Linked DNA regions of Mus musculus: region 1 is linked to region 2. The links are chromatin loops, found by intact Hi-C in ENCODE. Cell type or tissue: gastrocnemius. All regions are shown on one strand.

Region 1 (8,000 bases), 450 kb after region 2:
CTTGAAGCAATGTACAGACTTAATGCTTTTTTTTTTTTTTTTTTTTTTTGCTAAAATCTCAGCCATTTTTTTTTCAAACATAGACAAGATGAGCCTAAAATTTTATGGAAATGTAAAGGACTGAGAATAACCACAATGGTCTTTAAATGTTCCTTTAGAATGCTGGCTGGAGAGGCAGTTCAGCAGCAAGAACACCGGCTGCTCTTGCACAGGATCTAGATTTGGTTCTTTGCACCTATATGGTGACCCACAAACATCTCTAACTCCTGTTCCCGGTGATCTGATGCCCTCTCCTGGCCTCTTCAGGTACTGCATGCATGCAAAACATCCATTCACATAAAAAAGATTTTTAAAAATAGTTAAATCCTTAAAGAAACAAAATAAAACAAACAAACAAACAAACAAACTTTGTGAACAGAGTTAGAGAACTCACACTTCTTAATGTAAAAGCGCCTTATAAGGATAACGGTGGTACTAGTATATAGGTAAATATCTGTGAGCGTATATACATTATCTCTCTGTCTAGATGAGTGAATGGACTAAACGAGAATTTGTAGGCAAATGAGTGGAAGTAGAAAAGATCACCTTGACTGAAGTAACCCAGACCTAGAAAGACAAATATGCTGTGTACTCACTTATAAGTGGATATTAGCTGTAAAGTTCACAGACCCAAAGAAACTAAGCAACAAAGAAGGCTCAAGGTAGGGACATGTGAATCTCACTGAGAAGGGGGAATAGAATAGGCATTGTAGTAAATGGGGACCAGATGGGTTGGGTGGGGTTGGGAACAGGAGGGATGGGGGGCATAGGGAGAGAGTACTGGGAAAGATGACTGGAATGGAGAAGAACATCTCTGGGATGAGCTAGAAACTTAGGGCAATGGAAATTCTCAGGTCTATAAGGGTGACCCTAGATAAGACTTCTAGCAATGGGGAATATTGAGCCTGAACTGACCATCTCCTGTAACCAGGCAAGACCAGCTTGAGACCCATGCCATGAGAAGAGAGTCCACCCATGACACTGCTAACGACACTCTGCTACACTTGCAGACAGCCACTAATGTAATTGTCATCAGGGAGGCTTTGCCCAGCAACTGATGAAAACAGATGCAGAGATCCACAACCAAATATTAGGCAGAGGTAGAGGAATCCTGTGGAAGAAGGGTAGGAAGAATTGTAGAAAACAGAGGGGTCAAGGACACCACAAAATCCCCCACAGAATCAACTAATCCAGGTCCATAGGAGCTCACAGAGACTGAACCACCAACCAGGGAGCCTGCATGGACTGACCTAGGCTCTCTGCACCTATGGTCTCAGTGTTAAATAAAAATTGTTCTCCATTATCTCTGATTGGTTAATAAAGAGCTGGTCAGTCTATGGCTAGGCAGGAGAGGACATCTGAGCCCAGTGACAGAGTCCCAAAGAGATGGGAGAGAGAGAGAGAGAGAGAGAGAGAGAGAGAGAGAGAGAGAGAGAGAGAGAGAAGAAGAAGAAGAAGAAGAAGAAGAAGAAGAAGAAGAAGAAGAAGAAGAAGAAGGAGGAGGAGGAGGAGGAGGAGGAGGAGGAGGAGGAAGAGAAAGAGGAAAAGGACGTAGAGGAGGTGTGGAAAGACCATGTGGATGGACCAGGAAGATTCGCCATGGGTCTTGATGAGAGTGTAGCCATGAGGACAGATATGGACCATAAGCCAGGGCAAGACCAGATAGCAAGAAATGGGTATGTGATGGATAGTAGGCAGCGTAGAGGGTTCTAGAATAGTTCAGAACCTTCTCAGCACAGGGCCAGAAGCTCATTAATAAAAATACCAGGTCTCTGTGTCATTCACTCGGGAGCAGTTATAGAAACACCCTGCAATTAAGAGAGCAAGAGGGTTGTAAGAAAAAAACAAACAAACAAAAAATACCCAAGAATTCACTTACAGTGTAGCTTGGTCTTTATGTGGGACTCCAGCAGTCTGAGCAGGGACTGTCTCTGATTCTGTCGCCTGCCTTTGGAACCCTTTCCCCCTGCTGGACTGCCTCATCTAGGCTCAGTAGGAAGGGATGCAGCTGGTCCTACTGCAATCTGATATGCCAGGGCTGGTTGACATCCACTGAAGTCCTCTTTTCTAAAGAGAAGTGGAGGAGGAGTGGGTGGGGTGGGATGGGGAGGCTGAGAGGATGGGAAGAAGGGGAAACTGTGGTGGTGGGTGTAATAATTAATTGGTTAGTTAATTAATTAAAATTTGAGAATCCAGACATAATTTTTTACTCCAGTCATCAGGCAATTTTGGAAATGGTGACAAGCTTCAGCAGGGCAAATACTAGTTCCCCAGCAGGTGGCTTAGGGACATGAAACATTCCCGTGCAAAAACATTTAAACAGGGCTGGAGAGATGGCTTAGCCGTTAAGAGCATTTGTTGTGCGGCTGGAGAGATGGCTCAGTGGTTAAGAGCACTGACTGCTCTTCCAGAGGTCCTGAGTTCAATTCCCAGCAACCACATGGTGGCTGAAAATCATCTGTAATCCAATGCCCTCTTCTGGTGTGTCTGAAGACAGTGACAGTTTGCTCACATACATTAAGTAAATAAATAAAAATTTTTAAAAAAGAGCATTTGTTGCTCTTACAGAGGACCTGGGTTCAGTTCCCAGCACCCACAGGGCTGCTCACGTGTCTATGTGACTCCAGTCCCAGGGGATCAGAAACCTCTTCTGACCTCTGCGGGCACCTAAACATCCATGTAGGTAAAACACGGGGATTAAATACATAAATCTAAAAATAATCTTTTAAATTTGACCCCCCCCCCCCACTTCATATCACATATGGAGAAAAATCAATCCAAACTGCATCCCGGTCTTGAATGCGCAGGCTTGGTGTTGGAAGTTTTATCAGAAAGCGCAGAGTAGCTCTCCATGATTTGGGCTCAGCTGGTGGTGTTTCGTGTCTGTCCCTCAAAGCACAGGTGATCAAGAGAAAATACACATGTTGATTATCATACAGTTTAAAAACCTTTGTTTAATTTGTGGAAAGATAACACACGGGAAGGCAAGTCACAGAATGGTGGAAATATTTGTAATCCATTCTGTGTGACTACAAGTCAACTAGGATCAAGTCCAATAAAGTTCGGGAGAAGCTTGACACAAGGTCAAGTGCCTGGGATTCTTGCTACTCAGAGTCTGAAGCTGGGGGCGGGCGGAGGACGGCGGATGGGACTTTGAACCCAAGTGTTCAAGTCCTTCTGAGGCAACCTAGTGAGACCTCACTGAAAAATAAAACAAATGAATCCAAAAATGAGCACGATGGATGAGGCAGGAGAATTGCCATAAACTGAAAGCTAATCTAAGCTCCATGTTGAATTCAAGCCAGGCTAGGAGAAATCCTAGAGAAGAAATCCTGTCTCATAAACAAAAATGAAAATACCAAATAAACACTCTCCCTGGAGAAACCAAGGAAAAATTGAAATAGACATTTCCCTCAAATACACAAATAGGCAATAAGCACAGGAAATATAGTCTTGGTTCTCATTCCTTAGAAAAACACAAATCAAAACCAGGAGATACCACTTTATCCACTAAGAGGGTTGTGTCTGAGGCACAGGGCACCTGCCTGCAGATGTCAAAGGATACAGAACAAGAAGCTGACGAGAGCATGAGAAGTAGAGGTGACTGACAGCCACGAGTGAGGGTGATTGACAGCCAGCAGTGAGGGTGACTGACAGCCAGCAGTGAAGGTGATTGACAGCCAGGAGTGAAAGTGATTGACAACCAGGAGTGAAGGTGATTGACAGCTAGCAGTGAGGGTGATTGACAGGAGTGAAGGTGATTGACAATCAGGAGTGAAAGTGATTGACAGCCAGACTCTGAATGGTGAAGGGAATCTAGAAAGACGCTAAGCAGAGAGGTCCCATGAAGAAGTGGCTTGTAAGCTGGTGTTATCAGGGAGATTTCAATGCCCAGAGAAATGAGCTAAGCTGGCAGAGATCTGTGGCTGAGAGATGGATGAGCACATCAGACTGATGGACCCGAGCCTGAAATGTCTGAACTTCTGAGGGAAAGTCTTTAAAAGAAGACAAAGGAGCTGGAGACCTGGTTCAGCCATCAAGAACACCGGCTATTCTTGCAGAGGACCCCTGTTCACATCCAGGCTCCCACAGGACAGCTTACGACCATCCAGTTCCAGGGAATCCGATGCCTTCTGTTGTCCTTTCAGATATCTCAAACCTGGCGCACATATATGTAAAATGTACATACACATAAAATAAAGTAAATAAGTCTTTTTAAAATGGCAACAAATATGATGAAGAAAAAAATTAAAGTCAAGGAGGCAGAGACCAGTGTGGAACTGGCTGACAGAGATGTAGACAAACTAGAAATGATTTATCAACTGAAAGATATGCTGAAGTATGCCAAAGAGGAGTGCCAGTGCACACCAGGGATGCTGGACCAGACTCTGCGAACCGGAGCTCCCCAGTCCTGCTCTGATCCTCCCTCTGCCGTTGACTGCCTCAGAGCCCAGCTGCTGCAAGCTGACCCCTAAACACTTTTACCTCAGGTTGGTTTCCATTCACATTCATTCTAGAGCTTGTCTAGGCCTGAAAGTGGGGATCAGCGCAGCCTAGACTGGTTTTGGTTGCGTGTCAATCATGTGAAACCGTGTCCTCTGACTGAACTTTTAGAGAGAATTCCTTTACCTTCTTATAACTATGCAAATTTGGCAATGCATATGATTAAAATCAGATGCATCACAGGAAGGGACGTGAGCAGTCTTACACAATCCAAGCATATCAGTCAAATTACAGAACCACCCAAATTATATCCCTTAGCAACTTATCCCTCCTTCTCCTAACACCCTATAACAGAAGTCCTGGGCAATAACTAGGACCCTTGAGTACTCTACCACTTACCTGGTCCTTTGTCACTCTTGAAAGCATATCTGATCTATACCACTGCCTTGCTTCTCGATAAAGCCCTTATGCGACTTTGTAATCGGTATGTCCCTCTTTTATTTTACTTTATTTTTTTAATGCTTTAAATAAGATGACCAGAACCTGGAAACACCTAGTCCTAACACTGGCTACTGATGGGTAGAAGGTAACTCTGGAAGTAAGAATGAAGGCAAGGCTGCAAAGGAGCCACCTAACACAAGCTTGGAGGCAAACTCGGGGGATGTCCAACCAGAGAGAGTCATGGTTTTGATCTTGGCTGCACACTGGACTCTACTGGGGAAGATTTTTAAATTCCAGTGTGTAGAAGACATCCTAGATGTATCATGGAAGTGAAAAGTCTGGAGGCAGCACCCACCCAGGCTTCAGTATTTTGTAAACTCCTCAGGCGGCCCCAGTATGAGGTTGTCTTTTGAGCCTCAGTATGTGGAAGAACTGTGGACTTGAGGATCCTGCATGGCAGAGCAGGAGTTCTATAGAGAGCATACCAGCAGTCCATTCAAGGCCTACACATAAAGCCTGTTTGGCTCCCTTAAGTTCCTGGTGTGCAGTTCTGTACCAGCCCATCTTCTCCACCCCATTCTGGAGCAGAGGATTCCTCTGTGAGCAAGAGAAGTACTTGGAGAACTTAAAATGAGATGATCCATTGAGTACCCCTTCCCCCTCCTGATAAACTCATACCCACATACTCCTAAAGCAAGCGGTGCCAAGAAATCCTCTTAAAAATATACTATCTTAGTTAGGTTTTATTGCTGTGAAGAGACACCATGGCCCAGGTAGCGCTTATAAAAGACACATCTAATTGGGGCTGGCGTACAGGTTCAGAGGTTCAGTCCATTATCATCATGGCAGGAAGCACGGCAGCATGCAGACAGACGTGGTGCTGGAGGAGCTGAGAGTTCTACACCTTGAACCAATGGCAGCCAGGAGAGGATTCTTCTGTCTTCTGCAGGCAGCCAGGAAGAGGGTCTCATTTCACACTGGGTGGGGCTTGAGGACTGGTGCCCTCAAAGACCACCTACACAGTGACAGTCTTCTTCTAACAAGGCTACACTTCATTCCATAGACCCACAACTCTTAATAGTGTCACTTCCCATGGGCCAAGCATATTCAAACTACCACACCTACCATATCTTCACATGTCCTCTTATGGCCACGAAAGAGAACAGGGTGTTATGAAAAGGAGAAGGTCAGAAAAGCAAGCAATAGAACACTAAGATATGCTATGACAACAGAAGTAAGTAAAGATGCCTGCCCCCAAACCTGATGACCTGAGTTTGATCTGTAGGACCTACATGGTGGAAGGAGACAAGTGACTACTGCAGATTGTCCTCTGACTTGCACACATGCATTGTGACACCCCCGCCCCACAAATAAATAATTTTTTTTAAAGTTTGAAATTAAGAAGAAAGGATAAGAAAATCAGGAATTTAGTCCAGGAAATATAAACCCAAATAATGAATCTCAGGAAAAAAGTAATGCAGAAACAAATGGGAATTATTGTCCATAAATCATGGTTTTTAGAGTCCAAAGGCATGGCTTTCCAGATGGAAAAGACTCACGTGCAAACCAGCAAGGCACCTCTTGAGCTTTACAAATCTTAGATGTCAGTGGCCACCAAAGGTGGATGCCAAGGACAGACTAAGGACAGAGGCCCAGGATTGTTTTTTTCATAGCAAGCCCCCAAACACACATGTTCAGACATCCACAGCCAAATTCAAAAGAAAAACTTCAAGGCTAAAAACAAAGCAAGACCAGTGGGATGTGGTGGCTATGTCTTAATCTAGTACTCATGAGGCAGAGGCAGAGGCAGAGGCAGAGGCAGAGGCAGAGGCAGAGGCAGAGGCAGAGGCAGAGGCAGAGGCAGAGGCAGAGGCAGAGGCAGAGGCAGAGGCAGAGGCAGAGGCAGAGGCAGAGGCAGAGGCAGAGGCAGAGGCAGAGGCAGAGGCAGAGGCAGAGGCAGAGGCAGAGGCAGAGGCAGAGGCAGGCAGAGCTGTGGGAGTTTGAGGTCAGCCTGGTCTATACAGTGAGTTCAAGAACAGCCAGGGCTACATAGAATTTGTCTCCAAAAGAGAAAGAAAAAAAAAGGAGATAGAGATAGTAGATATAGAGGTAGAGAGATAGAGAGATAGATGGATGGATGGATGGATAGATAGATAGATAGATAGATAGATAGATAGATAGATAGATAGATAGAGTGATAGAGTGATAGAGTGATAGATAAGAAAGAAAAAGGAAAAGGGCAAAACCAATGGCCACTAGCTAGAGTTTGGAAGGTTAAATGTCATGAAGACATTACTAGACTGTATTACACAGGACAGACGGATGTACACACTTCTCAAAGGTCTTGCTCTACATCCTTTGTAGAAAGAGATGATGATTCCTCAACGGCATCATCAAGATGGACCAGTTACTAGTAGTGATGTTCCACTGGCTCAGCTCTAACACCATGATGATGATCAAGTTCCCCACAGAGATCAAGACATCAAAAGTTTTTTTTTTTTTTTTCCATTTCTGAGGAAATTTTATTGGCTTTTTGTATAAAGTTTATTTTCCAGGAAGGATGATCCCAGCATACTGGGAACCAGCGCATGGCCTCCTCCTTGCTGATTCTGTGTTTGGCCCCAATGCAGCCTGTTCTGCGCTTCTTGTCTGCGATGCTGAACCTTGGCCTACCCAGCACCACATAGAAGTCCAGACTGTAGATACCAATGCTTGGGTCGTATTTGATGCCCAGGTCAATGTTTTCCTGAATTCCAAAGCCAAAGTTTCCAGTATCCGAGAAGTTATTTTTCTGCAACTCATACTCCCGTACCTTCAGGTCTTTCTCCAGAATTTCCTCTGCCTTGGCTCTGCGGACTGTACAGTGGACAGCAATCTTCTCATTTCTCCGGATGCCAAAGGACCAGACAGTGTATCTAGCTTTGGAAAACACCGGGGTCTGGCCTGTGAGCTGCTCCAACACCATGGCTGCCCGGGTCAGTCTGTCTCTGCTCTTCCCGACGCAGATATTGAAGCAGAGCATGAGGTTCTCCTTTTCCCCTTGGTCTTGTGCCATGGTGGAGAACAGGAAGAACGAC
Region 2 (8,000 bases):
GGATTTTTTTTGAGTTTTCATATAAAGTTTAAACTTTTTTTTTTCAATTTCTGTGAAGAATTGCCTTGGAATTTTGATGGGGATTGCATTCAACCTGTAAACTGTTTTTGGTAGGATGGCTATTTTCACTGTATTAGCCCTACTTATCCATGAGCACAGCTCTTTTGATCTTCTGATATCTTCCTCAGTTTCCTCCTTCAATTCTTCAAGCTTTTATTATACAAGTCCTCCAGTTTCTTGGTTAGACTTATCCCAAGGGGGGGCTGGAATTAGCTTATTGTAAGATAGTGCTGTTTTGCTGATTTCTTTCCCAGTCTGATGTTTGTATATAGGAAGGCACTGGTTGTATACAGGGAGACTACTGATGGTTTGTGTATAGAAAGAGACAACTGATTTTTGTTTGTTAATTTTGTACCCTTCCACTTTTCTGAGTGTATTAACAGCTGTACAAGTTTCCTGGCAGAGTTTTTAGGGCCTTTTATGCACAAAGCCATATAATCTATAAATAAACACTCTTTTTTTTGCATCTTCCTTTTCTATTCTCTTGATCTCCTCCACTTGGCTTACTGCTCTAGCTAAGAGTCCAAGTGCTATAATCAACAGGTATGGAGAGAATGGACACCTTGTCTTGTTCTTGGTCTCAATGGAACTATGTTAATATTGGCTTAATATTGGCCAATGTTAGGCTGATATTGGATGTGGGCTTGCTGCAAATCACCTTTATTAGGATGAGGTATGTCCGTTGTATCCCTAATCTCTCCAGAACTTTTATCATGAAGCAATATTGGATTTTGCCAAAGGCTTTTTCTGAGTTTAGTGAGATGATCATGTGGGGTTTTTTTCTTTCAGTCTGTTTATGTGATGGATTATATTTATCTGGTTTTGTATGTTGAACCAACTCTGCATCTCTAGCATGAAGCCAACTTGACCATGGTGGATGATCTTTTTGATGTGTTCTTAGATTAGGTATGTGGGTGTTTCACCTGTATTTAGGTTTGTGCACCGTGTGTATGCCATTCCCAGGAGACCAGAGTGGGGAGCCAGACATACCTGAGACTGGAGTTAGAGACACTCATGAGCCACCATGTGGGTTCTGAGAATCAAACCCATGCCCCATGGTTCTTAGAGTAGATACATGCTCCACTTGGAAGATGTGTTACTACTGTGTCTCCTTATCCCTTCTTTATTCTATTCACGTCTCTCACCCACATGCCAGTGGCTCATCAGTCTATGCTATCTGCTGCTGTTCTCCTTCCATGAAGAATTCCTGCATCTTTGCCCCACCCCCACCTCATCCCTAGCTAGAGTGCAATGAATGGATTGGTCCATATCCAGGTAGTACTGGGCATTCACCAAGGCCCTGGGTTTTACATTCAATTTTCAGCAGGTTTTCCAACTAGAGCGTAAGTAAATGAACACTGTGCTCTGGGCTTAATGCCACAGTGGCTCCATCTGAGTGCAGACAGACTCTGAAAGGGACCATATAAGTACCTACCTTGGCTCTGCAAGCCAGCCTCTCCACCCAGACTTTTATTTCCTCCTCATCAGTGCCCATGTCTTAAACAAAAGACAAGTCAACAGACACCTGGGATGAAATGCTAAGCCATTTATTACAAAGTCAGATTGGGAGCTGAGGAAGCAAGATCTTTGGGCTCCTGAAAGACCTTCTGTAACTGTAATCAAGAGAAAAGAGGGTGTGGAGAGCAGGGGCTCAGTAGCAAAGTGCTCACCTAGTGTGCATGAATTGGGTTCCAAACCCAACCTAGTAAAAAAGAAAGAGGACTGAAGAAATGGACAGTGTGCATTCTCCACCTTCTCAGCCCTTCTAATCCCTGCCCTCTCGCAAGAAAAGAGGCCTACCCTCTTTTTCTATGCGGTCTCTACCTGTCTTTAGGCTGGGCCCCAGGCCCACTCCATGAGCACAGAGAAATTCCAGGTTTCCAGGAGCATGCTCAGGACAGAGCAGCAGCCGCCTGCCTGCCTGCCTGCCTGAGAAGCCAGGCCTAGGTCAGCTGCTGTCATGGTGACTCCTGTTAGCTCAGGTCCTGCAGGAGATAATGGAATTGTTCCGTCCTCAACTTAGGACAAGCAGCTGAGGACTCCAGGCAGTGGGAACGTCGCCAGCAGTTCTTCTTCACCTCGACTTTAGAATTAGGCGGGTTTTCTCATCTCCGATGAGGAGCCTAAAAATAAATTGCCCTGTGAGGTCTCTATTCCCCTGCAAGAAAGACCCAGCTCTCCATTACAAATCTCTAAGCCCAGAACTCTCTAGACGGGTGGTTTCCTGAGCTGAGTCCTCTCAGGCAGTGGGTGGGCAGTTTCCTCTCTGGTCCCACACATACCTTATCCAGAAGGGTGTGTATGGGTAGCCATTCAGAAATCAGCAACGGAGTGATTAGTGGTGTTTTACACCCGGCTCCAGGCATAGCCTGAAGCCTCTAGACTGCAGTGGGTAATGTTACAAGAAGGCTACGCATCCAGCCCAGACTCAGCCCTCCCAGACACAGCCAAGGGAAGATAGGGAAGGTCTGGGAGGAATTGGTGCTCCAAGGGGAAAGAATATTATCTAAATATGTTGTAAAAAAAATAGATAAAAAAATATTTTAAAGCCAACCTAAACATGAAGCCTACCCACCCATAGGACTATCCCAAGTCCTTCAAAACACATTTGAGTCCTACTTGGAGCCAGTGACACCCATGAACACTTCAATCCTAAGAGCCAGTTAGTTCCCCTTGCAAAGTGGATCTCTATCACTTGGAGCCAAAGGCCTTAGGCAGAGGCAGCACACTTCCCTCTGAAGATTCCCATTTTCCTCCAAGGTTATGTGAATGCCAATCTAGTAGCTGTAGATTCTCTGTCACCCTCCTACCTAATGAGCAGTCCTACAAAGAGGCCAGCCAGGAGGGGGCCCAGCCAGTAGATCCAATGGAAGTCCCAGTAGCCAGCCATCACAGCAGGTCCAAAGGCACGAGCAGGGTTCATGCAGGCTCCAGAGATGCTACCACTGCAGACACATAGGTACCCAAGTTACCAGCATCTCAGAAGGTCCTACCTCAAACCCACATCCTTAATCAGGCCTACAGCCAGCCTCAAGCAGACATCCTCTCTAAACGCCCATACCAGGGCCCCTGGGTGGATCCCAGAGGCTGTAAGGGAGCCTTGCTTAGCTCTAGGCTGACAAAGGGTGATTGCTACATGACCATCATATCAGCCCCTCCGCATACATACACACTTCTAGAACAAATGGTCAGCAAAAGCACCTGCTTAGTCACGACAGGAGGGGAAAGTGGAGCACATTCCTTTCCAAAGTCTAGAAAGCAAAGTCCAAGGAGCTCCGCCCATTTTGGAGTTGACCTACATTCAAAGTCCAGCCCGGGCAGTTCTACTCTGTGACCTTTGTCTAACCTCTCTACATATCCACTGAGGTGGCAGTATCCACTCCATAGGCTGTAGCCAGGAACAAATGACACAATGTGCATGTCCTGATGGTTACTAAAGTGTGTCTGGCACACTGAGGACCTCATGCCACAGACTTGGGCCCTACTTCCAGAAGGAGCTTGTTTCCAAGGCACACCTCAGCTCTGGGTTCTGTCTCCAAACCCAGTGCCTTCAGGCTGATCTATAACCTTCAGTGGGTTCTGTGTCCAGAAGCCCATCCAGGTAGGGGAGCACACTTGTAAGTGAAGCAAGTGTCACTAGGTGGCAGCAAAGCACCACTACTGCTGAGCTACGGCATTCCCGGACCATTCAAGGGGACAGAGCCCTGAGCCTGAGAAAGGTTTGGTTCTGTGTCCAAATGAAAAAAAGGAACTGAACTTTTGGTGTTGACCTCTTACATTTCAGCAGATGTGAATAATTGTCCCAGATTTGTCTCTTTAGACTCTCAGTGACCCTGAGTCATTTCTTGCCTTTCGGAACCACAGTTTGACTACCTATACAAGGGAGAAATCTTTCCTGAGTCTCCTTAATGCCTTCCCAAAACTAACAAGAAGCTTGAAATCAAAGAGACCAGGGTTAGAGATCATTTTTTGTAAGACAGAGTCAACACCCCGAGGGAATGCTTTATTTCTTATTACAGAAATTAGGAATTTTCATCCAGACCTCTGACTTAGCCCTAAATGAAGTAGAAGGGTGGCCATATTCTCTAGCCAAAAATCACCTAGCACTGCCTGATACCACCTACCCACCATTGCCTCTTGCCTGCCTAAAGCCAGCCCACTCTCCATTTGCCACGGGGCAGCCATCACACTTTTGAGGGATACTTACCCTGCCAGGATGTCCACAATGACAGAGAAGCCAATGGAGAATGGGGCTAAAGGGCCCATTGTCTTCTCATTGACAGCACCCATACACACAGCCAATACCAACAGCATTGTCAGAATGATCTCTATCCCCAGGGCTTCTGCCACCTGCTCCTGCTCCTGGACGATGGCAAAGGCTGCCCCAGATGCATTCCAGAATCTTTCCTCTGGACTCACCACCTGTGGAGGAAAAGCCACTCAGCCTAGACGAGAGACGCTGGGAGCTGACACAGGTCCGTGCTCCCACCCATCTGCATTTGGGCAGAGCCATGTCTGTTTCCCAGCTTCTCCCCTTTTCATGTATAACCGAAGAAGCTGCAAGACTTCCCTGAGCCTTGCTTTGCACCTTTGAAAACTGAGGATAATGGGTGTTGGGCCCTAGTCCCCCTAAATAATCTTCGCTGAGAAAAAGAGCGCAAAACTAGCTTGCCTCAAGCTCTCCAAGATGAAGACATTGAGGGACCTGAGGGCCTTGAGAAAACAGAGTGAGTGGTTGAAAGTGAGTCAGTCTCATGGGGACAGGCACTGGTGGAAGTCAACAGTGAGGGAGAAGGGAAGAATAGAAAGGAGGGGGAGCAGGAGGGATGGAGGGAAGGAGCCCCAGGAATTATATACAGAGCCCATCCAGGGGATGAAGCTCTATGGTAGACCATTTCTCTGGCATGTTCAAGTCTCCTGCTAGGGCACCACGTGCATGCCTAGTAACCACAGAGGCCAGGAAAGAGTGTTAGAGCCCTAAGACTGGAGTTACATAAGGTTGTGAGCTGCCATGTGGGTGCTGAGAACTGAACCCAGGTCCTCTGGAGGAGCAGCCAGTGCTCTTAACTGCTGGGGCATCTCCTTGGCCCGGGAAGTAGCCTTTTTGACTAATAGAAAGATTTCTAAGATTTCAAGCAAACCCAAAGGTAAGAGAGGGGAAAGGGGACTCCATCAGTACCAAGCCACTAGTCCTATCCCAGCAGGGACCACTCACTTTAGCCAAGGCAGCCCCAATCAGCCCTCCAAATAGCTGGGAGATCCAATAGGGAATTAGCAGCATGGTCTTGAGGCCTCCGATCACTGTGACTGCCAGCGACACAGCAGGGTTGAAGTGTCCACCGCTACAACCAAGAAGAGAAGGAAGCCATGAGGACATGCTCCAAGGCTCACCACAGGGACATCCCTTGGGAATATGTACTTCAGCCTGTCCTCCAAGCTGAGCCTGCAGGCTGGAGTCAGCCCAGTCCCTTCCATAAGCAGAAATGTGCAAATCGCTCCCGTTTTTCCACGAAGAGCTTTGTGTTGGGGTGAGAGGAGCAAAGGTAGCTGCAGATGGGTGGAGCAGGCCCTAACCCCAGGCCCTAGTTGGCCTTAGAGACAAACACATACAGAGAACATCCATGGTTTACTCCAACTCCTCAGAGCTTGTTCTGGCCTTTCAGAAATGTGGCCAAAGTGCTGTACCTACAGTCGGTACAGCTGACTGCAAAAGCAAGATGTTGGTGCGTGTTCAGCAGGCATCTCTGCCTGCTGGTCATACTCCGGGCTTCACTGAAGCTGATGCTGCCCTCTTCTGCATCACACAGCTAAACACAAGCTCAGAGGCTCGCCTTGGTTGCCCAGCCAGGAAGCCACCAGGCCTACCTAGATAGAAGGTCATGTGCCTTTCACCCTGCCCAGAACTCCTGCACCCCCACCCACCCATTTAAAGAGATAATAAACTGTCCATTGTTTCTTCCCAGAGGGCAGTAACTCAATGTCCTCACTCAGATCTGATTTCGAGTGAGATAGAGAACAGCCCTATCCCAGTCCCCCTGTCAGATGACCCAATCGGAATGTCTACCATTACAGCTGGCTCTTCTGGGAAACAGCCCACCTCCCATCAACCCATTCTACTGGGCTCCTACCCAGATAAAAAACCAAGGGATGGTCATTTTTCTGCCTCTAAAAAACAAAACAAAACAAAACACTCTTGTCAGGTTGAAGCCCCTGCACTTTCTGTGCATCGCAGTGGACAAAAACCCGGCGCTTTGCTTTTTCCAATTCACTCCCAAAGAGTAGCAGCAACAGTAGTGAATACTGAGCACCCCACGATCCCATCTCCCCAAGACAATCCCTCGGCTTTGGACACTAAGCCAGACAGCTTGAATTTGACTCCTGGCTCCACCACCTGGTAGCAAATACCTCATCTCAGTGATGTGGACTTTTCTCTTTTGCAAATATAAAACGGGAAATAACAGAACCTATTTCTTAAGTTTGTCACTAGAATCAAATATCTGAATCATGCTCAGTATAGAGCAGAGGCAATAGCTAGCAATGGGTATATGTTGGCTCGAAGCTAACTTTAACATGTAGTAACAGTATGACTCCTATTTAATAGTCTTCACAGACTGCAGAGCTAGATGACCCACCCCCACGTTTGTAAGACCATAAGTGGGTGCCCAAGAATTCCCCAGATTGGCACTAAGCTAATGATGAGGTCTGGTCTCACCTGATGTTCCCCAAGGTAGCAATGATGAGCCCCAAGGCCAGCCCATGAGCCAAGGCAGGCTGCAGGAGCCCAGTATTCGGACTATTCTCAATGACCGATAGACATCCGATGAAGATGAAGAGAGCGGAGCCCACAAGTTCCACTATACATGGTTGTACGTATTGCTCATACCAGAACACACGGCATCTGCCAGCCATGCTGGTCTTCACCTTGACCTCAGGTAGGTCCATACTACACATTGGTGTCTGCCGTAGGGGGAAAAAAAGACAGGAAACATGGGTGGCAGAGGCCCCAAGACAAAAGCCCCCACCCCCAGCCTTGACCAAATCCTTAGTGCCCTTGCCCAGGCAACAGACTCACCTCCCCAGACATCTGCTCAAGAAGATCCGAGCCAGAGCTACCAGGAGCTTCGCCGGCTGCCCTAGATTGTACTCACTTATCTCTAGGTCACAGACTGGAGGTAGAGTCTAGCGGACTCTGCGCTTTTAAAGGACTGGGGACATTCACCAAAGGTGTCCAGAAAGCAATAAAGCCCGAATGGGAGGTGGCCCAGAAGAGTCAACTTTTTTTTTCTAATCTCAACAGGGCAAGGGCCACGTGGGATCAATGATTGCTGGGCTTAGTGCCAGCAACAGGAAAGGCGTGGTTAGCTTGTATCATGTGCATGAGTGCTCAGGCCTGAGGAAGGTCCCAGCAGGAGACACTGCACACTCAGTAACAGCCAGCTCCGCTACCATTGACATTCCACCATCCTCGTGGGTCTCTTTCCCACCCAGGACCTTTTCCACAAATACCCTGATCACCTGACCCAGCGAGTGTGTGAGCTGATGATGGCTGCTGGCTGCCTAAGGCAGTAGGGACAATATGGCACTGTTGTGTATGGTAAAGCTGGTGGACTTTGGAAACCTGGGGATGAGTAGGAGTAGGACCTACGGGCTTACCTACCCAAAGCCAGGGAACCACCAGTGAGATGCACCCCTCTGCTCACACTGCCTGCACTGACACCCCAGCTCAGCTTGTACAAGCCAAGAGCTAACCACGCAATTGAGTGCCACTGAGCTCGAGTCACTTTCACTGTTTCATCGGCAAATGACAGCGACTGAGCTAATGGCATGGCATCCTTACAGGGCTTCAATGAGTGAAGAAATGAAAAGGACTCAAGGTAGCTCCAGATACAGTACAAAAATGCCAGAGTCCATGAACTCAGAATATATGTGTAAGCCCCTCA

Evidence for each region. Hi-C counts contacts between places; a loop is a spot of excess contacts. Peaks named below come from ENCODE experiments on the same cell type or tissue, not always from the same donor. Only the 100,000 strongest peaks of a DNase experiment are listed, where the experiment ranks them.
Region 1: a loop joins it to region 2, with 3 times the contacts of the local background. A loop is called at or near these places in 28 of 42 quality-filtered maps.

The regions. Positions count from the first base shown.
Region 1 is chr7:123,010,090-123,018,089 of GRCm38, reverse strand. It overlaps the pseudogene Gm6905. Among named protein-coding and RNA genes, the nearest start is that of Rbbp6, 44 kb to the right of the region's middle. In gastrocnemius, a CTCF peak has its summit at 298 (motif pointing left); DNase peaks (open chromatin) are centred at 289 and 4,419.
Region 2 is chr7:123,461,591-123,469,590 of GRCm38, reverse strand. Aqp8 (aquaporin 8) reads right to left here and starts at 7,297. Exons shown (of 6, transcript NM_001109045.1): 1 at 7,133-7,297; 2 at 6,773-7,017; 3 at 5,276-5,402; 4 at 4,268-4,482; 5 at 2,871-3,005; 6 at 1,588-2,183. The coding sequence starts at 7,144. The coding sequence ends at 2,135. In gastrocnemius, a CTCF peak has its summit at 3,680 (motif pointing right); DNase peaks (open chromatin) are centred at 5,466, 5,827, 7,161, 7,383 and 5 more places.